5 separate regions of the Homo sapiens genome follow, and regions 2, 3, 4 and 5 are each linked to region 1. The links are chromatin contacts, found by Hi-C or POLR2A ChIA-PET in ENCODE. All regions are on one chromosome and are shown on one strand. The core of a region is the stretch at or near the end of the contact, and the rest is flanking DNA. Distances in the headings are between cores, read along the strand shown. Region 1 holds the start of KIF2C (kinesin family member 2C). Region 2 holds the start of ATP6V0B (ATPase H+ transporting V0 subunit b). Region 3 holds the start of DMAP1 (DNA methyltransferase 1 associated protein 1). Region 4 overlaps TESK2 (testis associated actin remodelling kinase 2). Region 5 overlaps ST3GAL3 (ST3 beta-galactoside alpha-2,3-sialyltransferase 3).

Region 1 (2,700 bases), core at 10-2,509:
AAACTAGGCTCTCACAGATTCCACTTCTGCACAGATCCTTTATGTAGGAAGACATTAAATGTGGTAGAGGAATTCTCATAGAACCTACCTCTTTGCCCTTTGTGGCACCTCCTTCTGCCCATTCCACTGAAACACAGGATTTCTCCAAGTTCACAGTCCTTACATTGGCACTGTGAATTAAACCTATAAAGTATGAAAAAACCAGAGTTACCCATCTCTTTCCTGAGAGCTTCACTTTTAGGATTCCACAGAGATTCCCAAAGTGGAGTTAACCTGAAGGAACAGGCAGCTACCTTAAAAAAAAAAAAAAAAAAAACTAAGAGAAACAAATAAATCTCCTGGGCTTCACCTTTAGAATATCCACAGTGAGGTGGGCTGGGGACAGGTTTTTAAACTGAGCTGCATGGGATAAGGATTCACCCCTACTCAAGAGAGCCTACAAAAAAAGAGAGATAGAGCCTACAAAAGAGAACATACAAAAGGTATGTTTGAGCACAGGATTCCCCACAACCCTTAGATGAACTTTTCCTCAACATAGCATTGAGGATCTGGCCCTTTTGGGGTTTTCCTAACTCATTTCTGGCGGTCATATCTGTCCATTTCCCTAATGACACGGGTATCAGACCTGCCAGAACTGCGGTACCTGCTTAAGCAAAAGAGAGAACGACTACAAGCTCCTCAAGCGCAGGGTTCTTGTCTGTCCCGTTTACCTGACATACCGCAACTGCGCAATATTTATTCGAGAGTAAAGGGGCCAGGAGACCGAGGTCCCCATAAGAGCAGGGCATTTTCAGGGGAGAATTTTGGAAGGGAAGTGAATTTAGAAGTCCCAACTTCCCTGGGAGGTCTACCAGCCTTGGAGAAGGTCCGCCCACTCCCAGAGGACTGCGAAAGGGACCACGTACAGCGCAGGGACTCTCACCCCTGTGTAGGCAAGAATGACTGCCAGTGCAGAGACCCGGAGTGAGTGCGTGTGAAAAGGAGGGAGGGAGAGAAAGAGAGTGAAAGCCCATCTGTGTGTCCGGGGACGGGCAGTAATTTCAGTCGTCTCACCGCTCACGAGTCCCCTTGACCTAGGGACCCCGCTCCTCACCATTACTGCGTTGGATCTTGATAGCGAGACCGGGAAACAGGCGGGCCTGAAGCGACGAGTCCATGGCCATTCGGAGAGTCAGCAAGGAAGAGAAACGCGCAATACCAAGAAACCTCAATTTCGCTAACCCTACGAAGTCTTAACGCCGCGTAAACCGCCGCAGTTTAAATCCCGCGCGCAAGCGTCCTTAAAACGTCATTCCGCTGTCCCCGCCCTCGCTTCCGCCAGTCAGCGGCGCCCTGCGGAGCCTTGGGGGAGACGCAGTTCCCAACCATCTTCCTACGCTTGGCACCGCCCATGCGTCTGGCCACACCCCCGAGCGCTGTGCCTTCTGGGAACTTCGCCGCTACGTGGGGTCTGGGGCTCCCATTTCTGGTATTGTCCTCGGTCACCTTGTACTGCGGGGTTCCCGAAAACTGGGAAACTTCAGTATGTATTTGACAATGAGGGCTCTGGGATCCTACAGACATGGGTTCGAATCGTAGCTTCTTCAATTGCAAGTTCAGTGACCTCGAGCAAGTTGGAGACTTGGCCGGGCGCGGTGGCTCACTCCTGTTAATCCCAACACTTAGGAAGGGAGAGGTGGGAGTGATCGCTCGAGATCAGAAGTTCGAGACCAGACAGGGCAACATAGCCAAGACCCTGTTCTCAAAGCAAAACAAAACCACAGATTAGAAACTTGACTTAGTTTTTCTTATTAAATAGTGCAGAAGCATGTTGCCTCATTCAAGGAGTTATGTATAAATTTCCAGAAAGACACTGATTCACCAGATATTTATTGAGTGAAGTCTACCACCTGCTAGGCATGGTACCAGGAAATGGAGATAATGAACTAGACACATAGTTCCTGTCCTCCTTTTTTTTTTTTTCCATTTAACCCTTAGTGGACACAGCACATGTTTCAGAGAGCACGGGGTTGGGGGTAAGGTTATAGATTAACAGCATCCCAAGGCAAAAGAATTTTTCTTAGTACAGAACAAAATGGAGTCTCCTATGTCTACTTCTTTCTACACAGACACAGTAACAATCTGATCTCTCTTTCTTTTCCCCACATTTCCCCCTTTTCTATTCGACAAAACCGCCATCGTCATCATGGCCCGTTCTCAATGAGCTATTGGGTACACCTCCCAGATGGGGTGGCGGCGGGGCAGAGGGGCTCCTCACTTCCCAAATGGGGCAGCCGGGCAGAGGCGCCCCCCCCCCCCACCTCCCAGACAGGGCGGCGGCTGGGAGGGGGCTGCCCCCCACCTCCCAGACGGGGCGGCTGGCCGGTCGGGGGCTTTCCCCCCACCTCCTGGACGGGGCGGCTGCCGGGAGGAGACGCTCCTCATCTCCCGGACGGGGCGGCTGCCGGGCAGAGTGGCTCCTCACTTCTCAGACGGGGCGGCCAGTCAGAGACGATCCTCACCTCCCAGACAGGGTGGCGGCGGGGCAGAGACACTCCTCAGTTCCCAGACGGGGTCGCGGCGGGGCAGAGGCGCTCCCCACATCCCAGACGATGGGCGGCCGGGAAGAGACGCTCCTCACTTCCTAGACCGGGTGGCGGCCGAGCAGAGGCTGCAATCTCGGCACTTTGGGAGGCCAAGGCAGGCGGCTGGGAGGTGGAG
Region 2 (2,700 bases), core at 136-2,635, 760 kb after region 1:
CACTCCTCCACCAATGATGGAGGAGCCGGTAATATAGATGCCCCTGGTGGAAGGATAAAAAACTGATGAGCAGAGCCCAAGCTGTCACTGCCCTCAGCATGCCTAAGACCCCAGTGACACCACCTGCCATGACTCAGCCCCTGCCCCCAGTCCCACCACCCCAATACTCACCAGGCTGCCCCAACCACAGACAGGGAGATAGCTAGGCCAATGCCCAGGTTGGACCACATGAAGGGCGAAGTCTCCGTCAGGAACCTGTTGTGGAAGCAGAGAAGAAAGCAGTTCAGCTCTAGCAGGGAAGCGGAGCACAAAATCTTAACCCCTCAAACCCCCTTCAACCCCACCACCAGTTCTACAGGCAACAACTGACCGCGTATTTCCCAAAGGTCCATGTCCCAGGCAGGCAGTGGTGTGGGGGAGGGACTCAGACCAGAGAAAAGAAGAGAGGCTGCAGGGAAGAAGCTTCAAGGGGAATCCTCCCCCTGCCCTCCCTTACCATGCCACATCAAAGCGGAAGCCCAAATCAAAAATGGTGTAGCAGACTCCTGCAGCAGTGAGGGAGAAAAAGGGGGTTACGGGCTGCTCGGTAGAGAGAAGTTCTTCAACCTAAAGTAGCTGCCGAGCTGAAGGGCCACCTCCCTGAAGGGGCGTCCTCAGGCTGCCCCCAGGTGACAGTACAGCTGTGTAGACAGATTCCTCTGCTTAGGCCTCCATTTTCTGCCATTCCCTCGCTAAAACCACCTCCCAGACCAAGCACCTGCGCAGGCAGGGTCGCCACCCGCAAGCCCGAATCCGAGGCGGGACCGAGGGAGCAAGCGCTCCAGCCAGATCCCGCCGGCCCAGTCCGTTCCGCTGTTTACCCAACAAGCTGTGGGTGGGGGAGGGCAAAGCGACTGGGAAAAGAGGAACCGGAGCAGCCGGCTTGTGACCGAGCGGGCCGGTCAGGAGCAAGAAAGGGGGGACAGCAGTGAGACGTGGGAGCGAGGGGAGACAGCGATAGTGGCAGGACGGGGGAGTGCTGCCCTCGCGGCCCCTACCCGCCCGCACCCCTCCTCAAGCAGCTGGAAATCCGGGTCTCCTTTGTCGGAGTCAGAGGCCCTCGCAGGCGCAAGTCCCCAGAGCCTCGGGTGCAGAGCGCGCGGGGGGCCAGTATTCCCCGCAGGCCACTTCCCCGCCGAGTTCCGACCCGGCCAGCTCGGCCGCGATGCTGCTCCCGCCCGCCAGGACCCGGCCTCACCCACGGCCAGCGCGCAGGCCCAGAAGGCCACGAAGACCCCGGAGTAGAGCAGTGCTAGCCCCGTCATGGCGGCGACGGCGGCGGGGGTCGGAACGGCGGGGCCGGAGCTACAAACGCGTCCCAGCGTCCACCGTCCGTCCCGCAGTCTGTCCGCCCGCCCCGCAGCGTCACCTAACTCGCCCACGTGATGCGCCGGTACCACGTGACCCCACGCCGGTTCCCCGCGCAGCGCCGCCGCCCGTCTAGAGCAAGGCGACGCTGGAACCGCAGGCGCTGGGGATTGTGGTAGTTGTAGTCACGCGTCTCGGCGGAGGCTTGGGCGCCCTCCTCTCTAGGAACTTCGACATCTGGCCGGTCCTTCTCGAGTCTCTCCACCTCGCCCTGCCAGCCCTGTTTTATTCCCGAGCCTGCTCGCGGGCCCCTAAGGCGTCCTCTCTGGCAGCCGTGCGTCCTAGCCTGTGGCGGGTGGCGCCGCGCGTGCCCTCTGCCTCACCTTGCTCACGGCGTCTCTCCGCCCCAGTGCGCCTGTTGGCGCTCGCTCCGCTGCCTGGCTAACACCTGCTGTCCTCCGAAATCGTCCTTCCGGCAAGCCTTCCCTAACCCAGTGGCAGGGAAGCGCGTTTGCTGGGCTCCCGCGATGTCCTGGTGATGCTTATTAAGCTTCAGTAAGATGTCACTACCCTGTCGAAATGCCCTGATGGCTCCCATTTCATTCAGGAGAAAAGCCAAAGTTCTCACAATAGCCTGCTAGGCTCCCCACGCCCCTCAGCTGACTTCACCTTCTAATATTCCCCCACTAACTCCCTCCTCTGGCTGCACTGCCCTCCTTGCTATTTCTTTGAACGTGCCAACCATACCGCGACCTCACTGCCCTTGCACTTGCTCTCTCTGCTTCTCCTAACTATACATGCGGCTCATCCTGTAACTTCCTTTCAGTTTTTGCTCACCTTCTTGAAAAGGCCTTCTCTGACCATTCTGTTTAATATTCCACCCCACTTAAACGCTCCTCTGCTTCCCAGCTTTACATTTCTCACGGTACTTACTGATCACCATTTGGCATACTAAGTATTTTATTTGTCCAACTCCCCTGGAAGAGTGGAAGCACCATGGCTTTTGTGTCGCTCACTGCTGTATTTCCAGTACCTGGCACAGAGTGTGTCCTCAGTACATATTTGTAGAACACATGACTGATGCCCACTTTGTCTGGGTTACCTTGTTAGCTTACAGCTCTGCCTCCACCATTAGACTAGGCATTCCCTGAGGGCAGGGACCACATCTCCTTTGTTCACCTTCAATACCCTCGACAATGCCACTGTGACCAGATTCTCAACAAATGTGGGGAAGAAGAGGCGAGTCTTTTCATTTCACCCCTCTCCACCTTTAGGGCCCAGCAACCCCACTTGCTTGAAGCATCCGCCATGTTGGTTCATGTTTAAGCCCAAAGGTCTTTTTCACTCCTTTTC
Region 3 (2,700 bases), core at 85-2,584, 530 kb after region 1:
AATGGCATCCACTTCCAAGGCCGCACCTTCTTGGAGCCCAACTTGGCCTTCACTGTACGGTATCCCTGGCCAGTGTCACTGGGTAGCAGTGGGGGTGCATCCCTGGCAGGGAGGTTTAGGGAGATGCGAGGTTAGAATCAGAAGGTGTGTTAAAGAGCTTTTTGTCCCAGGGAGCTGATCTACCCTACCCTATAGCAAGAAAGTCATGTCCTGGAGCAAAAGACTTCAGGTCCTCCTGCATCCTGCTAAGCAAGCAGGAGCCCTTGCTGGGGAGGAGAAAATTGTTAGAGAAAACTAGGAGTTAGGGGCATGGCAGGTGAATCAGGGGCCAAAACCTGGGGGACTTGGGACTCCAATACTTGCTTCTTGTCAGAGTAGAGCAAGGCATAGACTTCCCGGTGCATGCCCTCGGGCCTCTTGAAAGTCAGTGTCTCAGAGGACTTCTTGGATTTTTTCTGAGGAAGGAAACCACAGAAAGGAACCACAACCTAGACCCTTTCCTGAAAATTCTTTAGTCCAGCTCAATCCCTGAACAAAGCAGCACCTACAGGGTCAATGACAGGCAAACTGACACACTGTAAAGGCACAGAAACCCACTCCCAGGAACACCATCCTACGCCCAAATCAGAGCAGTCCCCTCCCCATCCCACCAACTCTCAGACTGTTACAATGTCTTGATCTCTCCCCAACAATATCTTGCAAAAATCACACTTGCCTGGTCCTCTCAGCTCTTAGAGGTGTCATACCCTCTTGGTCCCACCATCTCCCACGATGTCCCATCTCCTCCCTCCCATCAAGGATGACACATATTCCCTGTCCTGTTATGTCACCCCTTTTATCGCCCAACTCACTGTAAGTGTAGCACCCATCCCTTGCCCGTTGTCACTCCTCCCCATCTTCACTCCCCTACCCTCCCCTAGTCAACGCTTTCAGGTGCCCCTGCTACCTTGTCCGGGTTGATAATGTCCTTCTTGCTGATGGTCCCAGAGGCTGCATCCCCTTCTGGACCCCCGAGTTCTAGAATGTCCCGTACATCCGCGCCCGTAGCCATCGCGCCTGAGAGATGGGGGAGCCACCGGAGGTCAAGGGTCAGTGCCTGAAGAAGGACCAGGCTCAGGTCAGGGGGCGGGGCCAATCCAGACCTAAGCGGAGGCGAGTTGAAGGGGCGGGCCAAGAGGAGAAGGGTGGTCCAGGTCAGGTCGGGGATCTGCCTGTGCCCCACCGCTTGGATGTTCCTAACGGCCCCTTCAGCCACCTGGGCCCTCGCACTTCCGCACCTGGGTCCGGCAGCTGCAGCCCCCACTACCACTCCCCCGTCCCCGCAAAGCCGCGGCAGAAACTTCCGGCGGTGCTCATTCGGAACGCGGCCGACAGAAACACTTCCGGTCGGTGTTGTAGGAAACGAAGCCGACTGGCAACCGAGGGTGAAAGCTACTGGCCGTGCTGAGCTTGCCACCCTTTGGTTCTCCCGCGAGCCTGTTTTCATTGGTGCACTGCCTGCTTTCTGGCATTTTCCCTCTACGATGCTCCGTTGCGTCTCAGGCAGTGAAGAGATACCAGAACTTTGTGACTTTGGGAAGTCACTTAATTTCTCTGGACCTTTTTCTTTATTTGCCGAATGGAAATTGTAATGGCACCTGTGTAAATGAAATACCAAGAATCCTTGTAAAACATTAGCACGGTGCGTGGGACATTTACTATTTTTTTATTAAATGAGTTAATGATTTGAATTGCCCCCTCTTCATTAAGTGCTAATATGTACTAGGCACTGTGCTAAGCTTGGAGGTGAAGAGATAAACTTCAAATTGTGATAAGCTTGAAGATGAAGAAATAAAGGCAGAGCTTCCTAGGGCGGCTGCCAAAATGGAGTAAGGTGTGGGCCCTCATTTGCACCTCCTCTGATGGAGATAGCTGTGGGTTGTGGCCTCGTGGGGATTTCCTGGAGGCCAGCTTCGTGGCACTTCACTAGTACAGGAGCTAGCTGCACTCTTTGGGCTACGAAGAAGCCCAAAACACAGCCCCAAGCAGGAACCAGCTTAGAAGTATCCCTCAAGGGAATAAACCTGGGGATCTTCCTGGAAAGAGAGAGACAGGAGGTCCTGAGGAAGGGCACAAGGGACAAGGAAAGCAGCTCCCAGCTTCAGCAGTCTGCAAACCAGCCTGTCAATTTGAAGGACACATAGCCTGTGGGATAGGGTGGGGCTTGTTAAGGCATTAAGAAGGCCAGACCCCAAGTCGAGACCTGCCAAAGATACCAGCAGGGACTAGAGGAGCAGACAGTTTGCGCAAGTTAGCTATAAGTGGTGTAGCCTGTTCTGGCCTGGAGAAGACAAGGGGATACAACAGCTGTAGCCACAAGCCTGACTAGTCCCCAAAACTTTGGAGAACTAGGCCTGGAGGTACAAACCTGTTCCTGGGTCTGATTCCTGGATGGATCCACTGAGCTCCAAACAGTTGCCGGAGGAAGTCACAGTCTTACAGCAGAAATTGTCCACAGGGTAAGGAAATGGTCCTTGGAGCCAGAAAGGGAGAGAGCAATTGGCTGCCTGAAACACTTGACCCTAGTTGTAGTTAATTAATTGTGTAATTACTTGTTTAATATATATCTCTAATAGACTCATTTCTGTGAAGACAGGGATCACAGTACATAAAGGAATGTATGTGCCAGGCACTATTCTAGACTCTGGGCATGCAGTGGGT
Region 4 (2,700 bases), core at 103-2,602, 650 kb before region 1:
TAATCCTAGCATATTTGGGAGGGTGAGGCAGAAAGATTGTTTGAGCCCAGGAGTTCAAGGTTGCAGTGAGCTGTAATTGCAACACTGCACTCCAGCCTGGGTGACAGAGTGGGACCTTGTCTCAAAAAAAAAAAAAAAGAAAAGAAAAGAAAAGAAAGGAGTGTAAATGGCTGCCTTGGTAGTTGAAGAACATGAGAAGGAAGTATTTGAACTGGTATTTGAGGATGAGTAGAATCTAACTACAGTAATGCAGTGCATAAGATGTTTTGGTCAACAACAGACCGCATACATGATGGTGGTTCCATGAGATTATAATACCATATTTTTACTGTACCTTTTCTATGTTTAGATATGTTAAGATACACAAAACTTACCATTTTGTTGCAGTTGTCTACAGTATTCAGTACAGTAATATGCTGTACAGGCTTGTAGCCTAGGATCAATAGACTCTACCGTATAGCCTGAGGGTATTGTAGGCTATACCATCCAGGTTTATGTAAGTACACTCTATGATTATGCAACCACAAAATCACCTAAGAATGCATTTCTCAGAATGTATCCCCATCGTTAAGTAAGGTATGTGGAAATGAAGAGAGGGGCATTTTAGGTAGTGGGAACAGTCTGAGAAAAGGCAAAGATGTGGAAAAGCTTAATAATGACACTTTATGGGGAATGGTAAATCATGCTATAGAAAAGACTCTAGTCTCTAGACAAAGTCTAGTTTACCAGTAGTATCAGAGTTAAGAGTTTCCTGTTGGGGCCGGGTGCAGTGGCTAATGCCTGTAATCCCAGCCTTTTGGGAGGCTGAGACGGGCGGATCACTTGAGGTCAGGAGTTCGAGACCAGCCTAGCCAACATGGTGAAACACCCCGTCTCTACTAAAAATACAAAAATTAGCCAGGTGTGGTGGCCGCCTCTAATCCCAGCTACTCGGGAGGCTGAGGCAGGAGAATCGCTTGAACTCAGGAGGCAGAGGTGCAGTGAACCAAGACTGAGCCATTGTACTGCAGCCTGGGCAACAGAGTGCGGCTCTGTCTTTAAAAAAAAAAAAAAAAAAAAAAAAAAAAAGAGTTTCCTGTTGGTCTTACTATCTTTAGAGCAGTGATAAACAGTCATTTGTTTAAAGGCTTTGCTACTCACTGCATGTAGTCTGTAGACCAAGCGACATCAGCATCACCTGGGAGTTTAGAAATTCAGATTCTTAGGCCCCATCCCTGACCTACAGAGTGCGAGTCTGCATTTTGACAAGATCCTTCATGGGTTTGTTTCCACAGTGGTCTAAAGTACAAAAGCAATCCTTGGCCTAGTGTGGTGGCTTACTTTGGGAAGCCAAGGCAGGAAGATCACTTGAGGCCAGGAACTTGAGACCAGCCTAGGCAACACAGTGAGACCCTGTCTCTACCAAAAAAAAAAAAAAAAAAAAAGCCAGCTGTGGTGTGTGCCTGTAGTCCCAGCTGCTCAGGAGGCTGAGACAGTGAGACAGGAGAGTCACTTGAGACTGGGAGGTTGAGGCTGCAGCGAGCTTATGATCACACTATTGCACTGTGCCACCGCACTCCAGACTGGGCGACAGAGCAAGACCTTGTCTCAAAAAAAAAAGCAACCCTCCTTCTCAACATGAATCTGTATGTCATATGAAACTAAAAATAACAAAGTTGAGTAATCACTTACTCTCAAAGCACATGCATTAAGAAAGCACCCCCTTCCTGAGTTAAGTAATTCTAGCTGGTATGATTTGGGGTGGGGTATGGGGATAGGGGAATAAAAATCATTCAGAATATAAATTTTTAAGGTCTTGTGACATGACAATGATTTGAGGCTTCATTTCGATTTTTGATATAGTTAGCAATAAAAACTTTAGTGAAAACTTATTGTTGATGTTACGTGCTTTTCTAGGCACATGTCACTTCCCTGTCAAGGATGAGTAATATTTCCTCTTTATAGTATATTGTTTTTTTACAACATTTAGAGTGATTAACTCTGTTCAAGCTCTTTTTTTTTTTTTTTTTGAGACGGAGTCTCACTGTCACCCAGGCTGAAGTGCAGTGGCACAATCTTAGCTCACTGCAACCTCCATCTCCCAGGTTCAAGCTATTCTCCTGCCTCAGCCTCCCGAGTAGCTGGGACTACAGACGCCCACCACCACGCCTGGCTAATTTTTGTATTTTTAGTAGAGATGGGGTTTCACCATGTTGGCCAGGATGGTCTTGATCTCTTGACCTCGTGATCCTCCCACCTTGGCCTCCCAAAGTGCTGGGATTACAGACATGAGCCACTATGCCCGGCCGCTCTTTTTCCAATATAAAGCTAATGCATGTCTCAGCTTGCCAGCTCTGTGACACCACTTTGGATGTGGTGGTGGTTTTCCATTAGGAATGATTTGGGAGAGGTTAGGCAGTAAAGTTGCACGTAGAAGTAGAGTTGTGTGACACGATTGTGATATGGTTATTTGAGTAGAGGGTGGGAAGAAAGCAGACAGAAAACTCTCCTATGAAGCCAGTGCCTGCCTGGATGTGCTATGACATCTCTGTAGATGGTGTGGTCAAAATAATAGTGGGCCTGGGAGGAAGAAAAGCAAGGGTGTGTCACATCCAAACCAGGTCTTTTCAGCTTCTAGAAAAACCCATGATTTTAAAATGTAGCCATTGTTTTTCTAGTAGAATCCTATTGCCTGACTTCTTTATAAATATTTGATTAAAG
Region 5 (2,700 bases), core at 103-2,602, 880 kb after region 1:
ATAGTCACCTTGGACACATGGGAGCAAGGCCAGTGGAGACAGCAGGTACAGAGCCAGCCCTCATCAGAGCTGGTTTCTGAGCTCAGGCCTCAAGCACATGCCTTGCCCCATTTGGAGGACTTGCTCCATTTGGGCATTTGCTTCTTAGAGCAAGTTCCGCAACTGGCAATTGGCCTGTGGCCCAGACACACTATCTGAAGGGGCTGAGCAGCAAAGCCAAAGGTGTCATTTTGTTTTTCCAATCATCTGGTTTTTTTTCTTTTTTTTTTGAGATGGAGTCTCACTCTGTCGCCCAGGCTGGAGTGCAATGGCGTGATCTCGGCTCACTGCAACCTTCGCCTCCCAGGTTCAAGCGATTCTCCTGCCTCAGCCTCCTGAGTAGCTGGGATTACAGGCATGCACCACCACACCAGGCTAATTTTGTATTTTTGGTAGAGATGGGGTTTCTCCATGTCGGTCAGGCTGGTCGCCACCGTGCCCAGCCCCAATCTTCTGTTTTCAAACTATGTTCGGAAGTTGTCCAGTGTAGGAAACTTCCGCATACTAAGCCCTTGAAACCGAGGGAGAGAGGATGGGTCTATCCCAACACAAGGGCCACAAAGATGTCACAGGGCCAGCTGTCAACAGGCCTTTTTTCGTGATGCTGCCAACTGTCAGGTGTGTGTTTCCCTGACCAGGAACTCCTGAGAACAGAGGCCACGTGGCCCAATACTCGCCACATCACCCTGGACAATCTCATCCACACTCTGGGGGCTGTGTATGGACCTACGTGCAATTTGTTTTCTTCCAGCCCAGACCTCTCTCCTGAGAGATTCACTGAACTCAGGCTCCCTGAGTAGGGCCGTGGCTTCCCTCTGACACTTCATTTGCCTGGATCTGGACTCTTTGCCTGCATCAGGGCAGAAGGCAGAGCCAAGGGCCCTCATCATGGCAGGCAGGCATAGACTCATGTCCTGCCTCCACAGTGGGGAGGCAAGGCTTCAGCCCTCCTTCTCCCCTCTAGCTCTGGCTATTTATTTGGGGAGACCAGTCAGAGAGTGACCTGTCTCCCCAGGTGCAGACAGAGTAGGGAAAGCAGGACACAGTCCTGAAGGTGCCAGCATCTTGCTCTCTGCTGAGCTGCTGCCTCATCGCTGGGACTTGTGTGGGTGGAGCTCAGACCTGGGCCCTCCCTCTCACTGAGGAACTCACAGGGCTGCTTGCTCCTGGCTGGGAGCCTCACACAGCTCAGGAGGAGGGCCAGGATCATGTTCTGTGCTTTCACCAGCTTTTGCTCTTCACAAGCAGCAAGAACTCCCCACGTGGGGATCTTGTACCTGAACCAAAAAAAGCAAAGCTGCTAATCTGACAAGATCAATCCTCAAATACCACAGGAATGCAGCCAGCCTGCCTGCTCTCACCAGGGACTGTGCTTCTAAGCATCCCTACAGTTCCTGCTCCTAGGCTGGAGCCTGGAACTGGTCTGCAAAGGAGGAAGCTGCCCCCACCAGTGTGTCTGGTCTTGCTGCCGAAGCCCCACCTTTCCCAGCATAGTTCAGGCATCAGACTTCACCAGGACGTCTCCCCAGTCAATCTCTCATCACTCCTCCAGCTGAAGGGCCTTCTCTGTGTCCCCACAATCCTCTGTCTTCACCTCTGGCGGAGCACATATGCCTGGATATGTTTTTGTCTCCATGCACCATTTCTCTTAGCTCTGGGGAAGATAGGTACAGATGAGGAAGGTGAGGCTCAGAAAGGTTGAGCAACCCAGCCCTATTCACTTCAAAAACCTGTTCTTTCCACTGTAGTCCGACACTTCTCAAACCATCTGTGAAGAGGGATCGGTTGGTTTTGCTTTTTAAATTTCTATTTTGTCACAGAATGATGATTTTATAAAATAGAATAAAAATGAATCACTAGAAAAGTTAAATAAGGCCAGGCGTGGTGGCTCACGCCTGTAATCCCAGCACTTTGGGAGGCTGAGGCAGGTGGATCACCTGAGGTCAGGAGTTCGAGACCAGCCTGGCCATCATGGTGAAACCCCGCTTCTACTAAAGATACAAAAATTAGCTGGACATAGTGGCGGGCACCTGTAATCCTAGCTACTTGGGAGGCTGAGACAGGAGAATCTCTTAAACCTGGGAGGTGGAGGTTGCAGTGAGCCAAAATCACACCATTGCACTCCAGCCTGGGCGACAGAGCAAGACTCCGAGGAAGGAAGGAAGGAAGGAAGGAAGGAAGGAAGGAAGGAAGGAAGGAAGGGAGGGAGGAAGGAAAGAAAGAAGGAAGGAAAGGAAGGAAGGGAGGGAGGGAGGGAAGGAGGAGGGAAGGAAGGAAGGAAGGAAGAGGGAAGGAAGGAAGGAAGGAAGGAAGGAAGGAGGGAAATACACATATAAAATATAAGCTCCATTTTTAAAAGTTTGGTTTTTTTGGGTTTTTTTTGGTAACAAATAGCTGAGACCACAGGTGCATGCCACTGTGCCAGGCCTATTTTTTATTTATTAGATTCAGCAACATAAACTTACTCTAATTGCCATAAATGTTTTCAAAAACCTTATTTCCAGTATCTCAAAAATCTTGTGGCAGACCAGTTCATATCACTTTTGATTCTATAGCACACAACAGGTTCCAAACTGCCTTTTGCCTGTCTGGGACATTCTACCAAGGCTTTGCCTGTCATTCACCTTCCAGTAGAAGTTAGAAAGGGATAAGATGTAGCTC

The links. Hi-C counts contacts between places; a loop is a spot of excess contacts on that map. ChIA-PET counts read pairs that join two places held with the same protein, here RNA polymerase II (POLR2A). Pooled maps may share reads with other maps.
Region 2: a pooled map shows a loop between it and region 1 (4-fold over the local background). The contact joins the promoter of ATP6V0B here to the promoter of KIF2C in region 1. A Hi-C loop is called at or near these places in 5 of 50 pooled maps.
Region 3: a loop to region 1 is called in a pooled map, with 4 times the contacts of the local background. The contact joins the promoter of DMAP1 here to the promoter of KIF2C in region 1. A Hi-C loop is called at or near these places in 5 of 50 pooled maps. POLR2A ChIA-PET finds 5 or more read pairs at or near these places in 9 of 52 experiments (A549, H1, HEK293T and 6 more).
Region 4: a pooled map shows a loop between it and region 1 (2.4-fold over the local background). The contact joins the enhancer-like site here to the promoter of KIF2C in region 1. A Hi-C loop is called at or near these places in 1 of 37 single-sample maps with no recorded cell type and 2 of 50 pooled maps. POLR2A ChIA-PET finds 5 or more read pairs at or near these places in 3 of 52 experiments (A673, H1 and activated B cell).
Region 5: a loop to region 1 is called in a map of breast epithelium, with 26 times the contacts of the local background. The contact joins the enhancer-like site here to the promoter of KIF2C in region 1. A Hi-C loop is called at or near these places in 1 of 168 maps with a recorded cell type or tissue (breast epithelium). POLR2A ChIA-PET finds 5 or more read pairs at or near these places in 2 of 52 experiments (RWPE1 and T-cell).

What each region holds. Positions count from the first base shown.
Region 1 is chr1:44,738,396-44,741,095 of GRCh38, reverse strand. It overlaps KIF2C (kinesin family member 2C), which reads right to left and starts at 1,259. Exons shown (of 21, transcript NM_006845.4): 1 at 1,094-1,259; 2 at 89-183. The coding sequence starts at 1,163. RefSeq lists an enhancer at 1,439-1,608.
Region 2 is chr1:43,973,645-43,976,344 of GRCh38, reverse strand. It overlaps ATP6V0B (ATPase H+ transporting V0 subunit b), which reads right to left and starts at 1,385. Exons shown (of 8, transcript NM_004047.5): 1 at 1,238-1,385; 2 at 497-545; 3 at 172-255; 4 at 1-43. The coding sequence starts at 1,304. It overlaps LOC124904167 (a long non-coding RNA gene), which reads left to right and starts at 1,480. Exons shown (of 2, transcript XR_007066053.1): 1 at 1,480-1,902; 2 at 2,458-2,700. RefSeq lists silencers at 847-896, 1,297-1,346 and enhancers at 566-1,398, 1,597-1,646, 1,697-1,816, 1,399-2,232.
Region 3 is chr1:44,212,105-44,214,804 of GRCh38, reverse strand. It overlaps DMAP1 (DNA methyltransferase 1 associated protein 1), which reads right to left and starts at 1,334. Exons shown (of 10, transcript NM_019100.5): 1 at 947-1,334; 2 at 364-455; 3 at 1-102. The coding sequence starts at 1,051. RefSeq lists enhancers at 1-490, 1,256-1,495, 1,234-1,528 and a silencer at 1,926-2,025.
Region 4 is chr1:45,393,048-45,395,747 of GRCh38, reverse strand. All of the region lies in intron 3 of TESK2 (testis associated actin remodelling kinase 2), which reads left to right. Among named protein-coding and RNA genes, the nearest start is that of TOE1, 54 kb to the right of the region's middle. RefSeq lists an enhancer at 1,687-1,756. Within about 2 kb of position 1,352, at least 12 of the 41 ENCODE cell types and tissues checked have a DNase peak (open chromatin) inside an H3K27ac peak, as active enhancers do.
Region 5 is chr1:43,857,128-43,859,827 of GRCh38, reverse strand. The region is part of intron 5 of ST3GAL3 (ST3 beta-galactoside alpha-2,3-sialyltransferase 3); the gene reads right to left. Among named protein-coding and RNA genes, the nearest start is that of MIR6079, 20 kb to the right of the region's middle. RefSeq lists an enhancer at 1,090-1,708. Within about 2 kb of position 1,352, at least 9 of the 41 ENCODE cell types and tissues checked have a DNase peak (open chromatin) inside an H3K27ac peak, as active enhancers do; they include breast epithelium, where a contact is called at or near this core.